3 separate regions of the Mus musculus genome follow, and all the other regions are linked to region 1. A link is a loop called in an ENCODE intact Hi-C map of the cell type or tissue named here. Cell type or tissue: gastrocnemius. All regions are shown on one strand. Links, peaks and the distances in the headings refer to the core of each region. The heading gives the core; the rest is flanking DNA. Region 1 has its middle 6.4 kb from the start of Gm30456. Region 2 holds the start of Ctdsp2 (CTD (carboxy-terminal domain, RNA polymerase II, polypeptide A) small phosphatase 2). Region 3 overlaps Ctdsp2 (CTD (carboxy-terminal domain, RNA polymerase II, polypeptide A) small phosphatase 2).

Region 1 (7,542 bases), core at 1,287-6,286:
AGTGGTGCACAGGCTAAAAGAATATCATAAAATTAATAAAAGAAAGGGCCGGGCGGTGGTGGCACACGCCTTTAATCCCAGCACTTGGGAGGCAGAGACAGGCAGATTTCTGAGTTCAAGGCCAGCCTGGTCTACAGAGTGAGTTTCGGGACAGCCAGGGCTATACAGAGAAACCCTGTCTTGAAAAACCAAAAACCAAAACAAACAAACAAACAAAAAAACAAAAAAAAAAAAAAACAAAAAAAAGAAAAAAGAGAGAAAGAAAGGAAGAAGAAAGGAAGGAAGGAAGGAAGAAAACATGGGGACCGCAGGGGAAGTTTGAGAAGAGTTTTGGAGGTGTGGAGTCGATACATGTTCAGGAGAATAATCCCATTAGCAGAGTCACCTGTTCTTAGTAGCCACAGACTACAAGGAAAGTCTGCCACTGTGCAGGTTGTTGGGTGTCTGGGAGAAAGCATCAGCGGGGCAGAGCCCAGGGTGCTGAGACAGGACAGGCAGGGCAAGAGCAAGGTCATAAAGGCCAGAGGGGAGAAAGGCAGGAAATCCAAGCCACAGGCCAGTGGGAGTATAAACCTTCTGAGACCCTTGGGGTGGTTTGTGGGGGCAAATTTTGGAAGGTACTGTGAGGTTGTGGGGGTGCAATCATGGAGTTCCTGCAGGGTGGGGCTCCAATCATGTACTAGAATATATTTTTGGCAGGCATGCAGTTAGCTGGAAGGTTTCTTCTTGGAGGCCTCCTGACAAAATCTGGAATAGGCACAGGCTGGGCAGTTTAGGGGGGCCCTCAGCTGAGCTCCCTGCCTGCAGAATTCCTATAAACACAGGGAAGGGTGCTGTTATAAGACACAGATAAAGCTAGAACCAAAACGGAGCCCGGGGAATGTGGGAATGCTTATTTAAAACCAGCTGATCCCTTCTTAGCTATGGGGCTGCAGAGCAGGCACTCTGGGGGGAGTGGAGGGGGCGGGTGTACAGAGCGGCCTGACTTGGAAAGTGACTGTGCCTTGAAATTTTGGGACTGCTTGGTGATTCCTGGCTAGGTCCTGGGCTGAGCGTGGGCTCGGGGTAGAGCCTTTCCTGGAACTGTTGATTCATAATAAGATCTCTGGATCCGCTCCTGCAGCGGTGAGACTGCTATGGGGCTGGCTGGGGACATTCCTTCTGGTCCTTTCTAGCCTTGGTCCAGGAAACTAAGGGGTTGAGTTTGTCTGGTTGGATTCCTGCCCCCACCCCCCTCCTCACACCCACAAGACTCCCTTTCTCTCAGAATCCTCCACTACTTAGACCCTGGAAATGAGACCTGGTAGGGCCCATATTTGGGGAGATTGTCTAATGTATTGGTTGCCACTGGAAACTTGTAAATGAGGGTTCAGGATGCTGGGTCCTGGGCTGGCTGAAGGATGAGCTGTTCAGAAGGTCCATAACCCACACACACACACACACACACACACACACACACACACACACACACACACACATACACACACACACACACACACACACACACACACACACACATACACACAAATGCTGGGAGGGAGGAGTGTCTCCACAGAGTCAGAGGGGAGCCTGCATGGGGCCCGCCTGCTTTCCCCTCTCCTGGGCCTCTCTGCTCTGGGGGAGTTACATGTTCTCTTCCACTTGGAGGCAACTTGGGAAAGAGCAGGGGCCCTTTTAGGGAGAGAGAGGGAAGCAGGCCTGAGATGCCGTGAAAGCCCAATTCTTAGCTTCAGCTTCAGCCCCAGGCCTGATCCACAATCCATTGTCCACTCTGTTACTCACGCTTTCTCAAAGGCTGTTTAGGGGAAATACAGCCTCAGTCTCAGAGCTTTGCTGCTTGGGAGGCTTTGGGGACCCGTTAGTACAGCACCCCCTTTTTACTGGAAGGCTAATTTAAAGCAGTTAGGTTTGGCGGGGCCTGGACTGCTTTTCTCTGCCAAGGCCCCGCGTCCATGGTGAGCAGATCAGACTCGGCAGCCATTGCGTTCCTCGGTGCATTTGAAAAAAGCCTCAGAGATCCCTTTTAAAGGTAGCAGAGCTCGTGGCTTCCTGGGTGTTCTCAGATCAGGCCCTTAATTTGTTTGTTCCTTTAAAATCTTGGCTCGCTGCAGGCTCACAGTCTTCCTCTGAGCACTGTCAGGCTGTGCCTGTGAAGGGCGGAGGGGAGCTTGAAATAGGAGAGATATTTGAATATGGGAAATATTTGAATAGCCCCAAGAATAAGGCAGAGACTGACTGATACGTATAGGAGGGCTCACGGGAGCAGTGGTCAGAATTGTACTTAATGGTGGATGGTGGAGCACCTGCAGTCAGCAAATCTTACAGCAACAGAAGAGACCGGTGGGTGATCCAGGAGGAATCTGTGCAGGGCTAAGGGGGTTCAGCACCCCAGAGATCAGAGGGCAGTTGAGCTGTATGTAAGCTGGGCAAATCCTTGGCTCAGGAAGCTTTGAGAGGAGCAGTCCTGGATGCTGGAAGGCTACACCAGAGAATAGAGAGAGAGGAAGAAGAAGAGGAGGGAGGGAGGGAGAGACAGAGGGTGGGGTGGGGGTGGGGAGAGAACACAAGGTGGGGGGGGGGAGATCCAAGTGGGCCCCAAACTCTCACTTGCTGGCTTTATCATTTGGGGAGGGAATCAGGAGGCTGCCATCTCTGATCTCACTTTCTGGAGAGATCTTTAGGGTACCTCTTATAACCACTGCCCAAACCCTAGGGAGTTAGAGCCTTCTGATAGGATTGGCTCTTGGCAGAAACCATAAGGCACACAGAGCAGGAATGGGGGCAACACCTGCTGGGGGTGGTGGGGTGGGCTGGGAGGGCCTGGGTGGGCTGGCTGCCCAGGGGAGGACAGAAACGTCTTTCTTTGCCTCTTTCTGTGAGGCAGCATCCAGGCTCAGGGAGGGGCTGCCCTTTCATTGGACCCCCACCGTCCAGCTCTGTGCCAAGCACACACACTGGATGAATGGCGTTAGTATTTGAAGGCAAAGTGTGCACATCTAGAACCTTCTGGAATACTGTTACTTACTGTGGTTTTTCTTTGGGTTTTATAGAACAACCCCAAACATTTGCTCACCAGGATGAGTCTGCTTCCCGTGGCAGTCAGGACACCGGGTGCCTTATGAACTCAGCCTAAAGACCCTGCGTGGGGTACAGCAGAGGTGGGAGCGTGGTACAGAAAATTTGCTCAGTTGGCCTCTGGCTGCAGAGGGCAGGCTCCGGCTGACCTAGGCTGGAGTCTGAGGTCATGATCTGTATGTCACCAAGTTGTTCATTAGCATCGCGTTTATTCTGCAGGAGAAGCCACCGATCCTAAAAGTCGTCTATCCCCTGCCAGGGGGAAGTTAAATAGAATAGAGAGGCTGTGGTGCATGTCTGGCCTTGGTTACTTTTCAAAGACCATGGCATCCTTTCTGGGGTCCTTTGGGAGCCGGTCTTTGTGGTTTATGTACTGAGAGATGCCCGTCTTTCCCTCCCTCTCTCTTCTCCCGAGAAAGCCCTCCACTTCTCTTCGGCTTGGTTTTGGATGTGTGTCCTCTCTCCTACTTGCGATTGTGGCCTTGCCCGCCCCTTTCCACGAAGGAGTGACGCCCTTCCTTGTTCTTGGAGCAGTCAGACTGAACTTGCGCGTGGGTGTGGGCTCCACACAGAGACACTGCCTCTCTTTAAGATTTCTCAGGACATCTTTCTTCTTCAGTTTTGTCTGAAAGGGCCACACCAGGGGATTGTTTTGTTTTCTCCCCGAAAGCTGGTGGCCTGGTGGCCCGTTCCCTACCAATCTCAGCTGTGGGAATGGCTTTCATCATGCCCTTTCCCAACCATTTCCCAAAATGCTCTCTCTTCCCCGCCCCCTGCTGGGTGTTTTGGGACACAGAAACCAGTGTGTGGGGCCCGGGTTTTCCTTTTTCTGGGAGAAGTTGCGAACAGCTTCGGTGTCTCAAGCCACACTTTGGCTTGATGGGGGCAGGCCGAGTTGGCTTGGGGACCGAGGTTGTTCTGTGCGACCTCAGTGTCGGGTCGCAGAAGGAGCGGCAGCGCCAGGGGTCTGCGCTCCCTGAGGCTATCTGGGGACCAAACTCCACGGCGCGAGGGGCTGCCGCCGCCCAGGTCCAGCGTCGGAAACAGGGCAGAGCCACCCAGAGGTCCCGGGGCAGCTTTATGCCCAGCGCCCCGCCCGCACCCCACGCCCCTGCAGCCCAGCTCCGGCCGCGCCCCAGCCCTTTGGGACGGGCTCAAAGGCGACGGGCGGGGGCCGGGGAGGAGGCAGCGTTCCTGCAAATCACATGATTTTCCCGCTTATATAAATCACAGCTTGTTTTTCTCAACCGGCTGCAGACTTAAAGGTGCAGTGTCTTCTTTCTCTCCCAAGGGCAGGGGCTCTCCTGGGTGCCTTTGACCAGGGGCAAGCTGGGCAGGAGTGGCCTCAGCTAGGGACTTGTCACACAGTTCAGGGTTTACCCTTGGTCCGTACTTGGGATAGTTCCTTGGGCTGGGGACCAGAGAGAGGCAAGGAAAACGTATCACCAAGTCAGAAACCCTCGCGGGACTGGGGTCTCCTTTCAGAGGTGGGCCAGCAGCCTCTGTGGACAGCAGTGTCTCAGAGCAACCGGCTGAAGCCCCGGGTGCCTGCTTTGGATCCTGAGGGCCTAGGAGAGAACTGGCCTGTGGGAGAATTCTGTTAGCCAGAGTTCTAAAACAGGTGCTTACTATTCTCATCAGCTCTGGCTGTTTGAGGACACTGTATGTGGGAAGAAAAATCAACCATTGCATACATCTAGCATCTATTGTCTACCTCCTAGGCACTGTGGAGAGGGAGAAACAGCCGTTAGACAGCCTTGTGATGAAGCAGGAGTTGGATCAAGCTGCACAGGCAGTTTTAAAGCCCCGTTCCAGGCTAAACAGAAGAGAGTCACAGGCAGTGCGTAATTACCTGGGGATGAATAGTTTGGATAATGAGTCCTGCAGGCTTTGGGAGGAGGGCTCCTCTGGGGGCCTTGGCTGCAGGTGGACTTGAACTGGAGGCAGGGTGGGGGGTCAGCCTGCTAGGTGTCTCAGTGGGAGGGAGGACGGAGTGTGGTGCTGGTGGGGGAGGGATGAACAGAGTGGGCGATCATTTTGGAAAACTGAGGTGGTGAAAATTGAGGCTGGAACTCTGCAGGGTGGCCAGTCACTTGAAAGCACCGTGAGTGTGGGCGGAGAATGAACTATGATTCCCTGTGAAGGCAGAGGGAGCAACCCTCTCCCTACACCCCCCCACCCAGCCAAATGAGAATGCAGGTCAACAGTATTTTTGAGGACCAGCAATCCGCAGCAGTGAGTAGGACAAAGGGAGGCCTCTGGGGAGGCGGTTTGGAGGGAAGCCAACAACAGGTCTCCCGTGCTGGGAAGTTAGGAGAAAAAGAACCAACCATAGGAGAGAGGTAGGGGGCTGTTTAGAAGGAAGAATTGAGGTGATTGACTGGTTTAGGAAGGGAGAACGCCTCTAAGTGGTGTTGACTGTTGGTGGGAGGTGGGGATGCCAGGCACTCTTTAGATCGTGTTTGTCAGGACTCTGGGCTCAAACAGGCATGCCCAGGGGCTTGGAAGCCAAGGAAGAGAATCTGCATAGAAGATGGGCACATGCTGGGGGGGGGGGGGAGTTTGGGGGCGGGGCAAACAAGAGGAGAGAGATGGAGGTTGGGGATACCCAGGATGGTAAAGCTGTGGGTCCCGAGTCTTTGCAGGTAGGCCAGGAGGCCAGCAGAGCCGCTATCTGCCAGGCTGTTTCTTCTCTTTGAACCAGAGTGATCTCATTTGGAGAACGAGGCTTAGGTGGAATGCCTGATTCGTAGCAGGCTTCCTTCTGTCCAGTACAGCCAGGTTTTGGAAACAAGTGTCCTCTCCTTTCACATTGTCCTTATCATCCAGAGCCTCTCCTTTTTAAAAAATGTTAACATTTGGGGGCTGGAGAGATGGCTTAGCGGTTAAGAGCACTGGCTGCTCTTCAAGAGGTCCTAAGTTTAAATCCCAGCAACCACATGGTGGCTCACAACCATCCTTAGTGAGATCTGATGCCCTCCTCTGGTGTGTCTGAAGACAGCTAACAGTGTATTTAGATATAATAATAAAATAAAAATCTTTTAAAAAATGTCAGCATTTAAAATTTTTTTACACGTGCAGGTGTTTCCCTGCATATATGTCTGTGTATGGTGCACATCCCTGATGCCCAAGGAGGCCAGGGAGCTGTCCAGTTTCTCAGAACTGGAGTTCCCGATGGCTGTGAGCTGCCCTATGGGTGCTGGGAACTGAGTCCTCTGGAAGAGCAGCCAGTGCTCAGATATTCATCCCTCCAGCCCACAGCCTCCTCATTAGCAACAGGACAGCTGCTGGAACTCGGCTACTCTGTTGAACTGCAACTGGGACTTCGGTTTTCTTTTTATTACTCTTGTCTTCGCTCTCCTCACTGCGTCTTCTTCCTTCTGGAAGGGATACAAAGAAGCACTGTTGGTGATGACGACTGAGCTGGAAATGCCTGTTGTAGAGGAAGGAAAGGATACACTTGTTTCCTGAGGGCCTCCTCCTATGGATGATTGTTATCTTGGCTGACTCTACCCACTCTCGGTTCAGGAGTGCAGATATCATCAGGGGTCCTCACAGAGGACAAAAGGGTTGTCAAGAGTTTCGCTACTCTGTTGAAGAACCTTGTGCCTGCCTGCACATTGGGAAGTTTTATGTAGTAGCCAAGTACATTTGGTGTAAGCAGGGCAATTCTGGCTTCGGTGGGGTGATGTGGGGTGGGGTGGGAGGTTCTGGGTCCCAGTTACTTGTCTTTGCTTCTGATCTTGACCTGGGGCCAGGTGGAGAAATGGGGTTTGGCTTCTGGGGTCAGTCAACACCTAGAGAGCCCTTGGCTCTCCCACATCTTCCTTCTTTTCAGCCACCAATTTGCTGACTGTGAATCCTGAGCCCAAGAAGGGCTTTCACAGATCCTCCTGGGCCCATGGTGTGAGCCAAGAGTTGGCTCTAGCTGCAGTGCCAACAGTTCAGTCTCCTAGGTTGCAGTGGGTGGACCCTGAACCAGCTGAGCTGGGCCAGCAGCACCAGACAGGAGGCCAGTAGGATGGACAGCAGGCCCAACAGCCCTGGAGACCTGGAACCACCCAGGCTGGCCCACTCCATGAATGTGGCTTTGGGCCCCAATTATCTGTTTGAATACATTTCTTTACTTAAAAAAATTAAAGTTTTTAGGTGAGAAAAAGCTTATATCAGAGTGGGGGATGCAGCTCGGTGGTAGAGTTCTACCCTGGTGGGCTTGAGGTCCTGGCTTTGATCTTCAACCTCCCACTTCCACCCCATGCACACACACACAGGCAGGAAAAATTCATACCTTTAACAATTCTGTCATATAAAGTAAACAGATAAGTGACAATACACATGTGAAAGAAATAGCTAGCAAGGGAATTAGGAGAAAGCTTCTGTATGTTAATTTTTTTGTTTTTGTTTTTTCTGAATGCAGGGCTTTATTCATGTGGAGCATGAACTAGCAGCTCTAGGTTCATTTATATC
Region 2 (7,542 bases), core at 965-5,964, 50 kb before region 1:
CTCAAGGGGAAGGTCAGGACTTCTGCCTTCTGTGGGGAGCAAGAAGAAAAACTTGTCATTGAGAGGCTGGGGAGATGGCTCAGAGGTTTAGAGCACTGGCTGTCCTTCCAGAGGACCTGAGTTCAAGTCCCAGACCCCATGGTGGGTCACAAGCATCTGACTCCAAACTCAGGGAACCAGATGCCCTCTTCTGACCTCTGTGGGCACCAGGCACCCATGCGGTGCACAGACATACACGGAGGCAAAACACCTATACACAAAATATAAATCTAACAAAACCGTTGCATGTTTTAGTGACAGCCTCCTCAGTGAAGAATCCCCAGTGTAACTAGACATCAGACCCTGCCCAGTTCCAGATGTGAGACAAGGAGTCCAAAGCTTAGGCCTCCTTCCAAAAGCAGGCATCGAATTTTGCCCATTACAGATCATTTCTGACTCCCCCCAAAGTCCTGATAGGTCACTGGAGGCCCCGCCCCTACCTCACTTTGGGCTGCCAAAGGCAGCCTTGTTTCCTTTACTTTCCCCATCTGAGCCCAGAGCTGGGCACAGCCTCCTAGTAACTGGGTGACACCCTTACACCAGGCCGCAGTAAGTACCCATTCCTGCCAAGTGGTTACTTTTATTTTTGATGTGATACATACATGGCCAGCTTCTTGCTGTACCAGGGAGCCATTTCTCCTGTCTGCCTGGAGAGTTGATCTAATTTTGCTGCTTTTATTATCAATGACTTCAGCAACTTTGTCCTACCTCCCTGACTGTAATTACTTTTGAATCATCAACACACCAGGCAGCCTTAACACTCAGAGAACAGAATGCTAAAAATAAATAAATAGTCAACATAAAAAAATCTGCACTGGTAAACAACTTCACTGAGAAAACACCGAAGCTAGAGGCAACCTGTTTCTTTCCAGAAATCAACTCATTAATAAACTGCTTCACACTCCTCCTCTTCTGCTCTTCCAAAGGTAGACAGGAGTTGGGGATGGGAGATGGTGAGAGGGGAGGGGTGGGAATTCCTAAACGAGTGTTAAGATGCAGGTTCTGTTTGTAAATGATGTCCAACTCAGCTAGTTGGCATGGTTGCTGGGTGCCAAGCTGCTCAGAAGCAAGCACGCCTTCCCAGAGAATGCAATTGAAGAAAAGGGGAGGGGGGAGAGACACCAAGAGGCTGCTGGCTGGAGAATTCAGATTCCTCCAGGGAGAAATGTGAAGGACAAACTACACACAAAAAAGAAAACAAAACTGTAACTCCAAGAAAACTCAACCAGCAACCTGACACGGTCAGGAGCCAGCTGCTCTGCTCTCCGCTGCCTGTCACTCATCCTGCCGGATTAAACTTCAGCTCTGATTTGCTCAGTGCAGCTACAGCACAGTCCCGAGTCTTCTTATCCCGATGTGGCCCGCCACCCTCAAGACACCTAGGAGACCCTGCAGGGCGCACAGGTGGGAAGGAGGCACACGCCATGCCGGCTTCTTGTCACTACCCCCTCCTCTTATGTCCTTTCCCATCCTGAAGCGTGGGTCCTATTCCTGGGATGAGGCTGCAACGGGAACTGAACCCTGGCAGTAACTGATAAACACAGGCAGCCTCCCTTTGCGGCGCTCAGCACTGCTGAGAGGCCAGCAGGAGAGGAGGTGAACTTGCTGCGCCGCCGATCTCACAGCTGGGTCAGTGATGCAGTTAGAACAGGGGACCCTGGCAAAGAGGAGGGGCAGGCAGGGCTTCGGCTCTCCTCAGTGCAGTCTGCTTCAGAAGGCCAAGAAACACGCACCGCTCCCCTTCCCCCAACCTAACAAGGAATTCCAGAGAGCCTGGGACACCAGCCCAGCTGCTCTGCCCCTAGGCTAAGGCAAGTTGGGTAGACTCCTTGGGAAGTGAACCCCAGGAAAAAGTGACCTGCTGCTTAGTATTAGTAGGGGATGACTACACCCAGGCCCCACAGCTGGCCTCCTTCCAGGCTCTAGGTCTCAGTCTACTCAATTGTGGCACGGGCCTTTTATGCCCCTCCGGAATAGAAAGAAAGGGCTGCAGCGCCTGAGATCTGGTTCCAAGAGCGTGCTCGCCTCTCAGCCTCTGAGCCAAGTGGCCACAGTCCTGGGAGTTCTCTAGAAAAAGAAAAAGGAGGGAGGGGGGCAACACTAGTCCTTACTCTGGGCGGAAATTTCTACCAGCTATCTTGAACACAATGCTCAAGGCCAGATGAACATAGGGGAGAGGAGAGTTTCAGGGGACCCCACTGTGATCAAACCGAGCAATCCCATTTTCCCAGCCCCAATCTCCTCCCCGCCCCCGCGGGAGGCTGAGGCCTCCGCTTCGCTCCCCAAGCACACCCCAGATAGGGCCTGCCTGCGGACGTCCCTGTTTGCTTCAATCCGACGACCTCCCCCTGCAATCGGGGTGGGGGGTCGCGAGCCTCTGCCCACAGACAAACTCGCACTTTTTCGCTGCGCGATTCAGAAACACGCTGGGTCTGATGCCATCCGGCGAATTATGTAACCAGGGACACCGCTCCCGGGCTAAACAAACGCGGCTGTGTCTGTGCAGCGGCGGCCCCGGGGGAGCGCACGGGGCAGGGAGGGGCTCCGGCCGGGCCTCGGGTCCGGCTTGTTTGCTCCGCCGAGCCGCGAAGAGAGTCCCGCGCCCGGCAGTGACCGCGGCCCTCCCCCCTCCCCCACCACCGCCCCCGCCTCGGGCCGGTGAACTTCGTCCCGAGTCCCCGCGCCGCCACCGCCGAGCTCCCGGGCATCCCGGTCCTGCGTGAAAACTCCGGTCCCGGTGGCGTTCCAGCTCGGGACCCCTCGTACCCTCCCCAGAGCCCCGGGGCAGGCGCGCAGCGGTGGTGGGTGGGGGAGGAGTGACCACTCCATCTCCGCGGCTCGGGTGGGGGCGGCGCGGGTGGCCTGGCGCGACGCGCGCCCTCCCGAGCCTCTGACTGCCCCCGGGGGGGGAGGGGTGGCCGGACGGGTGACAGCTGCGCGGATGACACCCTCCCGCCCGGCGCTGGCAGCCGGGGCCTCGCTCAGCCCCCACCGGGGTCCGAGAGCCCGACGGGTGCGCGAGGACCGACGGACCCCGGGTCCAGCCGGATCCTCCGCCCCCTCCCCGTTCGGGGGCGACACAAAGTTTTGGGAAGTTGCGCCCCTACCTTGCTTGGTGAGCACCAGGGCGTCTTCCCTCCGCGCCTGGGTGATGATGGAGCCGTGTTCCATCTAACAATCCCGCGGGCCCGGGCTGGCTGGGCGGGAGGACGCGCGGGCGGGCGCGCAGGCGGGCTGGGCTGGGGGGCCTGGGCGGGGGCCCGTCGGGCTCCGGCTCCCGAGACTCCGACTCCCGCAGCTGTTCACATCCCCCTCGCGTTTCCTCCCCGGGCCGGGAAGGGAGGCGGCCTGCACAGAGGGCGGGCGGGCCAGGCGGCGGCTTCCCCGGTGCCCCCAGCCCCGATCCCCCGGTGGCAGCTCCGGGCTCCTCAGTTTGGGTCCAACATGGAGAATCCGGAGCGAAAACAAGAGGAGGAAATGGGACACGGGGCGGTTTCCAGGCTCCCCCCTCCCCTCCGTACTCCAGATAAACAACCCGCGGCTGCAGCGCCCACCCCCGCGCTCCTCCCAGATCTTGGGCCGGCCTCTTCGCCGCCTGCCGGCGCGTTCCGCTCCAGGCCAGCGTCCTAGGCCCCGGGACCCTCCTCCGGCGAGCAGCGGGGGCCGCGGACCCTGCAGAGGTTTGCTATTTTCTTACGGAAAAAGCGAATCCCCGAGGGGGGTGGGGTGGCGGGCGGGCAGGCTGGCGGGGGAGACTTGAAACCGCTCCGGCACTCCGATTGGCCCGCTCGCAGAAAGGGGGCGTGGCCCCTCCTTACTATGCGGTGCAAGGACCCAACAACATTCCAGTCGCCACGGCCACGCCCCCGGGCCACTCCCCGCTTGCTGGGCTGCGGCCTCCTGGTCCTCTCGGCCACACCCCCTTCCCAACTACTTAAAAAGGCCACTCCAACGCTCCGCTTTCCGTGCTCGGTGCTGGGGTGTTTGTGTTTCCGACGCTTTACTCCAAGAAGGCTCAATGGTTCCGCCCTACGAAACCTGGGGAAAAATGGAGAAGCCAGATTGGGTTCGAGGCAGTTACGGTATTTCCTGCTTAGAGCCCAGTGCCTTATATAAGAATACCGCTGATATGTACCTGGGAAGGAGTGTGTAGGGGGCGGAACCGAGACTCCAGAGTGTGAGGAATGGAACTGACCTCTGGAAATGACACCTTATGTATTAAGGCCACCTTAGGTGCCAGCCCCTCCCACTCAGGCATCTACCCTATCCTCCCAGTCCAGCTCCCCCTCCCACCCCCAACTCCCATCTCATGGTTCCATCCTCAGTTTGAGGAGGATAGAGGTGCTTAGTGGACCCAGAAAGCTCTCCCTCATTTTTTAGGCCCAGGCTCAGGTTTGAACTCCCAAACTTAAGGTTTCTCAGGAAGGGTTTCTCCACTTGTCTGCTAGGAGTAGCAGCTCCAAAGAAGCAGTTTTAACTCTGTATCGGGTTGTTGTAAAAATTGTATGCTGTATATGCACCCCATTGCACCTGAAGGAGGTCTCTTCTATCCTTCCACAGTGGGCTCTGGGAATCAAACTCGGCTTTCCTGGGAAGCGCTCTTACTGGCTAAACCATCCCATTGACCCATTTCAAATGCTTTTTGGTGATGGATGAGTTACTATGATTCAAGGCCATAGTTCCTGGGGAATGGGGGGTGGGGGGCACCTGGTGGCTTTCCTACTGCAGTCCTCATAGCTAGACATTTGTGTCTCTTCATCTTGTCCAAGTAGGTCATAACCTACAAGGCACTATCATCATATGTATATATCCTATGTTCCTTACAAGTGCGAATGTTTCTACACACACACACACTGCTCTTTTTTCCCCTTTTTTCCCCCTTTTCTTTCTTCTTTTTTTTTTTTTTTTTTTTTTTTACATAACACCATTTTAATGAAAATGCTGTTTTTCTAAAATGAATGTGACTGTTAGAGAGGATCTGAATGATGCTTATGTAACCTCAAACCCTGAGTCTGGGTAGATTCTAATTCATTAAAGGAAAGGAAGCCGGGGGAGTTCTGACATATTTGCCTCCCACCTTTAAAACAATGGGATCTGTAAGGACTGTCTCAGCCGGTTGCTAAGGGACCTTGTTGGACTTTGACCCTGTGCTCCAGCTAGGCGGTTCCCTGCCAAGGCCTGCTCTCTTGTCCGTTGGATGACACTTCTCTCCTGTTCATTTCCTCTTCCATAGATAGTTTCTCCCCTGTAATATTTATAAAGTACTTCCATATATATTATTACCTGGCCTGTTTAATTTTTCATGTTATGGTTAGCAGAATAGATATGCTCATCTTCGAGAGGAAGAAACATGGTCTGGAAAGGGTTAATCGAGATTCATCTGAGGTCCCAGCTGATGAAGCAGCAGCAGCAGTGGGGAAACTGAGGCAGGCCTGTCATGATTTCGGGTCCTTCTACACACCTTCTCTAGGAACTCTCTGACGATTTAAAAGGCCCCTGGAGGCTAGGAATTGTGCTGTTCATTATTGGATCTCGTGTCTCGTGTATAACTAGACAGAATGAGAGGACCTTGTCTGTTTGTCCAGCACATGGTGACTCCGTGTCTCGGTGTCCTCTGTGCAGGGTACAGTGGCTCGTGCCCGAGACAACAGAGTTAAATGCATGTTGCATCTCACCCTTGGGTGTGCACACAGTCAGATACGTTCCCTTGCCTGTGCTCTCGTCTGCTTCTCTGGCTTTGGTGTCTTAAAGTCGGGCGTTGCCACACAGCTCATGGTACCCTGAACTACATCGATCCTCCTGCCTCAGCCCCCTGAGTCCTGGGATGACAGGTATGTCTTCATCATGGCTTCTACTTCCTTTTTCTTTCTTTCTTTCTTTTTTCTTTTTCGGTTTTTCCGAGACAGGGTTTCTCTGTGTAGCCCTGGCTGTCCTGGAACTCACTTTGTAGACCAGGCTGGCCTCAAACTCAGAAATCTGCCTGCCTCTGCCTCTGCTGGGATTAAAGGCGCTTGCCACCACACCTAGCCTACTTCCTTTTTCAAGGCATTCTCTAAATGATGTCATCACCCATCTCTCCTATGTGCAGAGAGCTCTGGACATCTCTGAACCACGCAGAGCAGGGGGTCCTCAGGCTTGAAGCCAAGGAAAGTTTGTGTGCACACACTCAGAGGAACCCAAAGGGGGAAAAAGACAGGGTGTGAACAAACAAGAATGAGATGGAGTGCGGAGAGAGGAGGAGGGAAGGCCTCTGTGAGGCCAGTCAGGACTCTTCTTCCTGTGGAGTTTAGGCAGCCTCACTCGATCCCCAAGCCCAGACAGAGAAAGTTTGGGAATCCTTCTTCTATATATCTCCACTCTAGAAAGCTCTGTAAGGTTTCAGTAATGGGGCTCTTTTCTAAGGTAGGGTGGTAAAAGAGAGGTGGGAGGCAAGGCCATTCTGACTTTTATTTAACAGACTTATAAATAATCTCCTGCCTGCAAATTCTGGGCCAGATGCCCAGGGTATAGCTTTAACTTGGCCCAAGAATGACAAGTCGGGGCTGGAGAGATGGCTCGGCAGTTAGGAGCACTTGCTCTTGTAGAAGCCCGGGATTTGATTCCCAGCACACATGCATGGATGGTTGGTTCATAACCACCCCTAACTCCAGCTCCAGGGATTTAGGCTAAGCGTGCACGCACGCACACACACACACACACACACACACACACACACACACACGTGTAGTTTTTTTAAGTGACGAGTAGAGCCCATCCCTTTAGCCTGTTGACTCTCCCCAGGTTACTCGCCTGCTCCATTCTCTGTCCCTGACTCTCTAACTGGCAGGTTGAGAGGCATCTTGGAAACAGCAGCACTTCCCCCAATACTGGAGCAAAGGGATGGGGGCACTCACCCAGAGTGGCTGCCTTGTCTTCTGTGGAAATTGAGGTCATATGGAGGTCCCTGGGCCAACCCTGAGCCAAGGGAAACAGAAATGGGCAGAGTTGGAAGAGCTTCCCCTGGACCAATGTGCTTACCATGTCCCATATAGAGCAAGCACAAGGCAGACCAACAGATACCTGTCATGGTCCTCTCTGAAGTCATGGAAATGTTTGTTTGTATACAAGTGCTTTGTCTGCATGTATGCCTGAACACCATAAGAGAGTATTGGATCGTGAGCTGCCGTGTAGTTGCTGGGAATTGAATTCAGGACCTCTGGAAGCCATCTTTGCAGCCCAGAAATGTTATATTTAAAAAAAAGAAAAAAAAAAAGATTTCCGATAGGATCTCATATATTCCAGGTTGTCCTCCAAATCACAAGGGTAGCCCAAGATGATCTTGAATGCCTTGAGTTCGTGTGTGTGTGTGTGTGTGTGTGTGTGTGTGTGTGTATGTGTTCCTTTTGATTGAGTGTGCATCGTACGTGTGCTTGGGGAAGCCGGAAGGTCAATATCAGATGTCTTTCTCAATCACCTTATTGTCTGAGACAGGGTCTTGCATTGGACCTGGCCAGGCTGTGCAGT
Region 3 (7,542 bases), core at 2,106-7,105, 57 kb before region 1:
TTAAGATCCTAGGTCATGACAAAATGCAGCTTCCAGTCCGAGTCTGAAGCCTATGTTTCCAGACTGCAGCTGCTCCCCCTACCTTGATTATCTGGGCTTTGGAAATACAAAGCCACTTCAACAGCAGCTCAGCAAGGCAGCCCCAGAAAGGCTGGACTGATACAGAGCAAAGGGCATTACAGGACCCATCAGCAATGGGTTTCAGATCTGTTACACAAGGAGGAGCTGCTGGGAGGGGCAATGTGGCCAGGAGGTGGCGCTGTACACCCAGTTATGAGATGGTCCCAGCTATGAGTCTCTTCCCAGGGTGGGTGGTGTCTGCATGTCCCAGAGCCACTTGAGAAACAGGCTGGTCTACTTTAAAGCACTGGACAAACTACTGTGCAGGCAAATGAGCTCCAGAGGTGCCATGTAAGGGAAAAGCAGGATGAACCCGCCAACCCCAGAGGGCTTCCCCATGTTCTTCCAAGGGAAACCCATACAGTGGTGTGGGCCACCCACTGGAGATGATGGCAGAGCCAAACCCACTGACTGACTGGGCTGCCTGAGACCCTGAGGGAGAGGAGAGAAACCCAAACAGTTCCCCAGATCAAGGATGCAGAAAAGGCCCCTACGCCGGGCGTGGTAGCGCACGCCTTTAATCCCAGCACTCGGGAGGCAGAGGCAGGCCTGATTTCTGAGTTCGAGGCCAGCCTGGTCTACAGAGTGAGTTCCAGGCCAGCCAGAGCTACACAGAGAAACCCTGTCTCAAAAAAAAAAAAAAAAAAAAAAAAAAAAAAAGAAAAAGAAAAGAAAAGGCCCCTACACAGCAGCAGCAGATACAGCAGTCAGTGAAGTCCCTCTCATCTGGACAACCAAGGCCTTCCTAATGTGTGTTTTTGGTTTTTTTGAGACAGGGTTTCTCTGTGTAGCCCTGGCTGTCCTGGAACTCACTCTGTAGACCATGCTGTCCTTGAACTCAGAAATCCACCTGCCTCTGCCTCCTAAGTGCAGGGATTAAAGGTGTGTGCCACTACTGCCCAGCTAGTGTGTGATTTCTTTCCCTTCTTGGGTTAGGCATGGGGTTACCCATCATTTTGGTATGGCCACTGGGGACCTCTCTGAAAAGTAACTGAGCCTTTCCATTAAACTGTCTGAAAATGTGGGCATCATTTTTTTCAAAATGCGAAGTCAAAGGACACATTTTTATGTGACTGTCTCTCCTCCTGCATGTGGATTCCAAGGTTAAAGCTGGGTTGTCAGGACTGCAGAACAGCATTTTTACCCCTGAACCACCTTGCTGGCCCCTGTGGCGCCGCTTCCAGTCTTGGCCACATGTAAAGAACCAAGATTTCTTTGGGCATTTTGTGCTGAAGAAATCTGCCACAGCCTTCTCAAGACCAAATTCAACGCTCAGTGGTGGTGGATCCTTAGAAAGGACCCTCCAAGCCAGGCGTGGTGGCGCACGCCTTTAATCCCAGCACTCAGGAGGCAGAGGCAGGCGGGTTTCTGAGTTCGAGGCCAGCCTGGTCTACAAAGTGAGTTCCAGGACAGCCAGGGCTACACAGAGAGACCCTGTCTCGACCCCCCCCCCCCAAAAGGAAAGGACCCTCCAGACTCCTAATCATCTCTTCAGAAACCAGAAGGAAGGGGCTGTTCCCGCCCCACCCACTGGCCCCCACTAACTTCTCCCCTCAGGGGCTCGGGGCAGATGCAGAGACAAAGCTCCAAGGCCAAAGCTTCTCCTTTGGTTTTTGTTTTCTTCTTGCACAAACCACAATTGGAGGCACAGTCTTTCTTAGAAGACCACACAACCCAGGCCGTTCCTCAAGAGAGGCCAGGCCCGGTGTGGTCAACGTCACAGTGACAGCTCTGTGAGGATAAGGAATCCTGGAGCAGCTGGCTGGGGCCAAGGAGAGGCCTTGCCTGTGTCCACTGCAGGAGGCCCAACAGGCACAAGTTCCCAGACCAATGCAAAAATCCTGAACTGTAGGGGTGAGGGGCTTCTCCAAGGCACAGTGTGTCCATCAACCTCTGTATCTCAGGAGATCAAAACTGCCCTGACCTTGAGTGCAGCTCTGAAGGAAACACCCCACACCCAGGACCTCAAGTCATCCCCCCACCTCAGGCCCCACCTCACAGCAACCTTGATGCAGGCTGCTTTCTCTACTTTTTCAAACACTACTCCTGAGGGGCACCAGGGCTGGATTCAGCTTCTCCCACCATGGCTGTTTCCCTGCAGGGCCAACAACAGCCTCACCAATTCCATTCCACAGCCTTTGGCCTATGTATGACAGGTGCTAACAACTTTACCAACGAGTGCTGCAGGGCCTCTCGGCTTGCCACTCCTGCAGAGCTAGGTCCTGGGGAGCCTCCAGTCTCATGCCACAGTCCCCAAATGAGGGCAGGAGGGAGGGAGGCCCTGCAGGAGCTGAGTGGTGCTAGACACTTGCTTTCAGGGCCTCACCAACCCTCAAGGGGAACTCATTTGTAGGTCCTGCCTCCCATTTTGCTGGGGGGCGGGGGGAGAAACAGGCAGACAGGCTAATCAGCCCACTGGGGCCATGCAGTGTATGAAAGCAGAGTGAGAATTTGAATCCAGAGCCAAGGCTTGTGGGCATTCACCAACAGTGTCTAGACAGCTCCACACACTGGTCTGTCTGTCTCTGCCTCTTTTGATTTATTTATGTGAGCACACACACTCTCTCTTCAGACAGAAGGCTGTGAGCCACCATGTGGTTGCTGGGAATTGAACTCAGGAACTCTGGAAGAGCAGTCAGAGCTCTTAGCCTCTTCTAGGAAACAGTTGCTCTACTTCCCTCCAGGATGAGCCTCACCCCCATCCCCCCTCCGGATTCTTAGGCAGACCAGAGAGGTGCAGAAGGCAGCAAGGACACTCCCTCCCAAAACCTTGTGTCAAAAGCCTTGGGATGGATGGATGGCTCTGCACTGCATCCCTGCCCCCACCCCACTCCCCTCCAGCAATTCCTTCCTGGGTAGCTAAGCCTTCCTTTCCTGTCTGCGAAGCACCTGCTCCTGTCCCAAGCCTCTTCACGTGCAACAGGCCAGTTCTAAGTAGAAGAAGGGGCTGGGGACTGAAGACTGGAAGCCAGGACCCTCCCAACACCCCTCCAACTCAAGGCTGGGGCTGCTAGGGTTCCTCACAAGGTAGATTATGGACACAGGTCTCCCTCCACTTGGTACTGTCTGGGCTGGAGGCCAGGCTCTGCTGGATTCAACCATGAAGCCTTAGTTTCCTCATCTGAAACTTGGGTTAATAGCAGGACCTCACTCAGGATAAACAAAACATGTGAGTGAGATCCAGGGTAGCCTCTAAGACTAAAAGCTACACTAACTGGCAACAACTTGGGCCTCATTCCAGGAGAGCAACAGAGAACTAGGGGCCCTCACTTCCTCATGTGTGGTTGAAATTCGGGGTCAGATGAGGGATGTGTGCCTGGGAGAACCCTCCCCCAACTCCCCATCCACCATACCTTGCCTTCCCACTCTCAGCCTCGATGGACAGTGCTGGGATACGACAAGACGAGCATCACCTGATGCTAACACCGCCCTCTCCCCTAGGCACCCCCACAGCAGTAATTCCCTATAGAAACCTGTGCCTGTAAAAAGATGAAGCCTGGCCTTACCAGGATGGCATTATTTTTAACCTTCTGAAGGTCAGGTTTAGTTGTCACAGTTGCCAACAACACAGTTATGTATCCTGGTAAAGGAATTCCTCACAGGAAATCCGCACAGCGCCGGAAAGGCAGAAGGCAACTCCTTGAGCTATGGGATTTTCAGAAGACCATTCACATACAAGGATACTTTTCTGGTTCACTCCCTTCAACATCCGAGCTTCCCCTCAGCTCCCATCCTACCACAGCACAGGGCAGGGCTGCTCTCACTATAAAATGGCCTCTCTGAGCGGCCTCCCTCCCCTGTGCTATTGGAGGAAGGAGAGTATTTGGAGCATTTCCGGCCCTTCTTGGCCAGTTGCCTGGGCCCTGCAGCCAAGGCACATCTGACTGGGGCTCCCTGTGGAGAGGAGTCCTCCCTGTGGAGAGGAGTCCTCCCAGGTTGTCAGCAGCAGCATCTGTGCCTTGGCTACAGACAGGCACTCAAGTGCCAGGCTGATGGAAGGGCTCCTTGGACCAGTAGGTAAGTGGGCAAAGAGACAAGAGGGCAGGAGATGCCTAGACAAGGCAGGCCCCAGGCAGAGCAGCAGTGGATGGTGGCCTCTCACGCACAGAGGCCAGCTACTAATGCGCTCTCTTCTGCCAACAAGGCAGGCAGGGCAGAAGTATGTGTGAATCCAACGGCTTTTCATGGGCTGGGTTGTTTTAGGCAGGCTGCGTCACAGGATTTGGCTTACATCAGCACGGCTTGGGCCTCTGGTAGTCCTGCATCGACAGCTCCTCTCATCTTTGTGTGTATTTGAGGCAGCCATCTCCATGTAACTCACACCAGCTTCACACTCCTGCCTCAGCCTCATGAGGCGTATATAGGGACGGTGGGTTTATGCCACCATGCCTCATAGTCCTGCCCCTGGCCCAGCCCTCTCAGGGTCTCAGGCCTGAATTTTAAGAAGTTTCCCTTAATTATTTGAAAATAATAGCAATAAATATTTAAAGGTGCGATGCAATGGGGGTCTCCAGGAGCAGCAGGTTCTGGAGTGGCAGGGACTAACCTGAGAAATGTTAGGGGCACAGGGCTGGATAGTGCAGGGGAGACACTGTCGGGGACTGGATACCAGTCATGTTAGTGCTCCTTCCTCCCGAGGAGGAGCTGAGCGGGCTCATGGGAGGGGCACTAAGGGAACCCTGGCAAGTCGGTCTGGGACATCATCTTGATGGACATTCAGGGCTGGTCTGGGATCTCTGTCCCAACCTTTCGAATGCTTGGGCTTCACAGAGAACCAAGAAGAATCCAGGGCAAGGAGGCACAGGAGGCACAGGAGGCCAGAGCTGGGGAGTGTTACCCAGATGCCACTGGCTCCAAGGGCGAGTCGCAGGGCTGTGGGTCAGATCTCCATCAGCAAGTAAACAAGTAAATAATCTGCCCGCGTGATGGCGCTCGCCTTTAATCCCAGCACTCGGGAGGCAGAGGCAGGCGGATTTCTGAGTTCCAGGCCAGCCTGGTCTACAAAGTGAGTTCCAGGCCAGCCAAGGCTATACAGAAAAACCCTGTCTCAGGCCTCCCCCCCCCCCCAAAAAAAAAAAAGAATCTGGCTTTGGCACAAATACTAAATACAAATACTAAATGTGGCAAGAACCTCAGTCTTTCCATCTGTAAAATGGTAAAAGAATGACTATCTCAGAGAGTGAGGCTTTAGAGTGTCCTGGCCTGATGAGGCTCCCTGTCGGCTGCTAGGCACTAGGCTCAGGACACTTTGACACTCTAAAGTCAGCTTCAATCTCAGAATGCCCACTGTGACACCAGCTGAGACTTCTTATTTCAGGAGGCCATATACCCCAGCCAACCGTGGGCCAGGGCCTTTTCTGGGACCACACAAAACTCATTATGTCCCTCTGTCTCTGAGGCTGGCCAACCTGCTCCCTCCTCAGGATCTGGCCTCTTCAATCATGTGCTGCCCACTTCCAAGCCCTCTGCTCCTCCCCAACCTCCACCAACCAACGAGAGCAGCCTCTGAGCTACCTGGATCTTGCACAGACCTAGGGCAGCGGGTGAAGCAGCAGGTAGGGTGGGCAAGGGTGGGCTCCACAGCTCACGCAAGCTTCTGCTCTCAGCACCTTGCCCACGTGAGCGCTCTGTGAATCCTGGCTGGGACTCGGTGAACAAGAACAATTACTCTATCCACTCACTCAGAAAACTCAAGGCTCCCCTGGATCTTGAGCCACAGGCTGCCTAATGAAAGTGACTCTGGACCCTGAGGGAATGCTCTGCTCAGGGCTGAACAGGCAGTTGGCTTCTCTGCGGTGCTTCCTGGCTCCTCTCCCAGGACACCTGTCAGAATCTGGGGAGCACTTGGAACACACGTGCCTGGCCCACCTGCCAGGTTCTGAGTCAGTGGGTCCCAGGTGTGCGGGTGGGGGAGGGGGCTTTATTTTTAGTAAGTGTCACAAGGGATTCTGATGTGTGTCCTTGGCTGAGAGCCAGAGAATTTTAACCAACCCCTTTCAGAATTAGAATGTGATTCCTCTGGGCCCCAGAAACCTCCCTCTCCAGCAGATCTGATGATGGCCTGGTACTGTTGGCCTGAGTCTGGTTTGCCTCACTTGTCCCAAAACAAAGACAAAACAAGACCCTAGTCAAGAGACCTGGGCTGGCTGTCCTTCCTTTCAGTGTCATGAAGGAGAGGCCTCCTCCTCCTGCTGTGTAGAGATGGAATGCTTTGTCCCTTCCCATAATCTGTGTCACACAGCCTTTTTCTCACTGGAGTGGGAGCCATGCTTGCTCCCTGGGAACAGTGCATGTGACTTAGAGCAAATTCATCAGGATGGGAGTCGGTCAGGGTTCCAAGAGGCTGACAAGGAGGCCCTCCCTCGATCCAGCATTGAGCAGCAGGCAGGAGCAGCTCAAGGTCTGTCTGTCTGTCTGTCTCAAAGTACACCACCACAAGGGGGAGGGGGGAAGTGTGTGTGTGTGTGTCTGTGTACACACACACACACACACACACACACACACACACACAGAACTTGACTATGAGAGACACAGACAAGACAGAATGAGAATGTGTGTGTTTTTACGTTGAGGTTCACTCAGATCAGGCGCAAGGCTAGCAGTAGAAAAGCTAACCAATAAGAAGAGAGCACACACTCCTGCCCAGAGCCAGGCTGTGGGGTCCACAGGAACCAGGCTCCCGTGAGTGAAGGGCTGGGTGCTGCACTCACAGGGAACTTGTTCTTATCTCTGATCCTGAGTGCTCCATTTCAAACAAGTCCACTTTCCTCCTTCTAATTCCTACCAGTTTCCTCATAAGATCTGCATGGAACATGTTTATTTGTAGATCTGCACAGATCATGTTCATTTGTAGATCTGCACAGATCATGTTCATTTGTAGATCTGCACGGAACATGTTCATCTACAGCCCAGCTGGCTACACGTAGGCTTTCAGTGCGTGAGAGATGTAAAGAGCCAAATCCTCACCAAGCTGCTTCTCAGTCACTTCAAGCTTGCGACAGGATGAAAAGCAGTCAAGGTTCTCACCGTGCTCGCCACTCAGACCAGAGCCACCTCTCCACAAGCTCCCGTTCTCCTCGTGCTCGCCACTCAGACCAGAGCCACCTCTCCACAAGCTCCCGTTCTCCTCGTCACCAAAAGCACCTAGAACATAATCCACCGAGAGCACAGACTCCAACCAAGCCAAACAGTGGCAGTCACTGTCACATATACAACGGCCAGTTCCCTCTCCAAGACACCAACTGCTTCCAAGGTTTAAGCTGCACTTCAGAGACTTCCATGAGGCCCAGGGCTGTAAGATGCCCCATCCCTGTCACACACACAGGCACAAGCAGCCGCAACTGTCTGTAGGAAGGCTGTGGAAGGTGCAGAGGATCATCTTTCACACCAATGTGGTGACTGGGGGCGCCTGCTCTTAGTAGT

Evidence for each region. A loop is a pair of places that touch in the nucleus more often than their neighbours do. Peaks named below come from ENCODE experiments on the same cell type or tissue, not always from the same donor. Only the 100,000 strongest peaks of a DNase experiment are listed, where the experiment ranks them.
Region 2: it touches region 1 in a loop (5-fold over the local background); 18 of 42 quality-filtered maps call a loop at or near these places.
Region 3: it touches region 1 in a loop (4-fold over the local background); 40 of 42 quality-filtered maps call a loop at or near these places.

Annotation. Positions count from the first base shown.
Region 1 is chr10:126,925,061-126,932,602 of GRCm38, reverse strand. No RefSeq gene overlaps it. Among named protein-coding and RNA genes, the nearest start is that of Gm30456, 6.4 kb to the left of the region's middle. In gastrocnemius, for the core only: a CTCF peak has its summit at 3,856 (motif pointing left); DNase peaks (open chromatin) are centred at 4,180, 4,514, 5,041, 5,297 and 1 more place; H3K4me3 peaks cover 2,757 bases; H3K27ac peaks cover 4,905 bases.
Region 2 is chr10:126,974,906-126,982,447 of GRCm38, reverse strand. It overlaps Ctdsp2 (CTD (carboxy-terminal domain, RNA polymerase II, polypeptide A) small phosphatase 2), which reads right to left and starts at 3,731. Exons shown (of 8, transcript NM_001113470.1): 1 at 3,147-3,731. The coding sequence starts at 3,210. It overlaps Gm40798 (a long non-coding RNA gene), which reads left to right and starts at 4,928. Exons shown (of 2, transcript XR_872169.3): 1 at 4,928-5,870. In gastrocnemius, for the core only: a CTCF peak has its summit at 3,653; DNase peaks (open chromatin) are centred at 2,484, 2,950, 3,584, 3,869 and 2 more places; H3K4me3 peaks cover 3,756 bases; H3K27ac peaks cover 4,886 bases.
Region 3 is chr10:126,983,256-126,990,797 of GRCm38, reverse strand. All of the region lies in intron 1 of Ctdsp2 (CTD (carboxy-terminal domain, RNA polymerase II, polypeptide A) small phosphatase 2), which reads right to left. Among named protein-coding and RNA genes, the nearest start is that of Ctdsp2, 8.3 kb to the right of the region's middle. In gastrocnemius, for the core only: no CTCF peak of the experiment used is centred there; DNase peaks (open chromatin) are centred at 4,010 and 5,955; H3K4me3 peaks cover 5,000 bases; H3K27ac peaks cover 5,000 bases.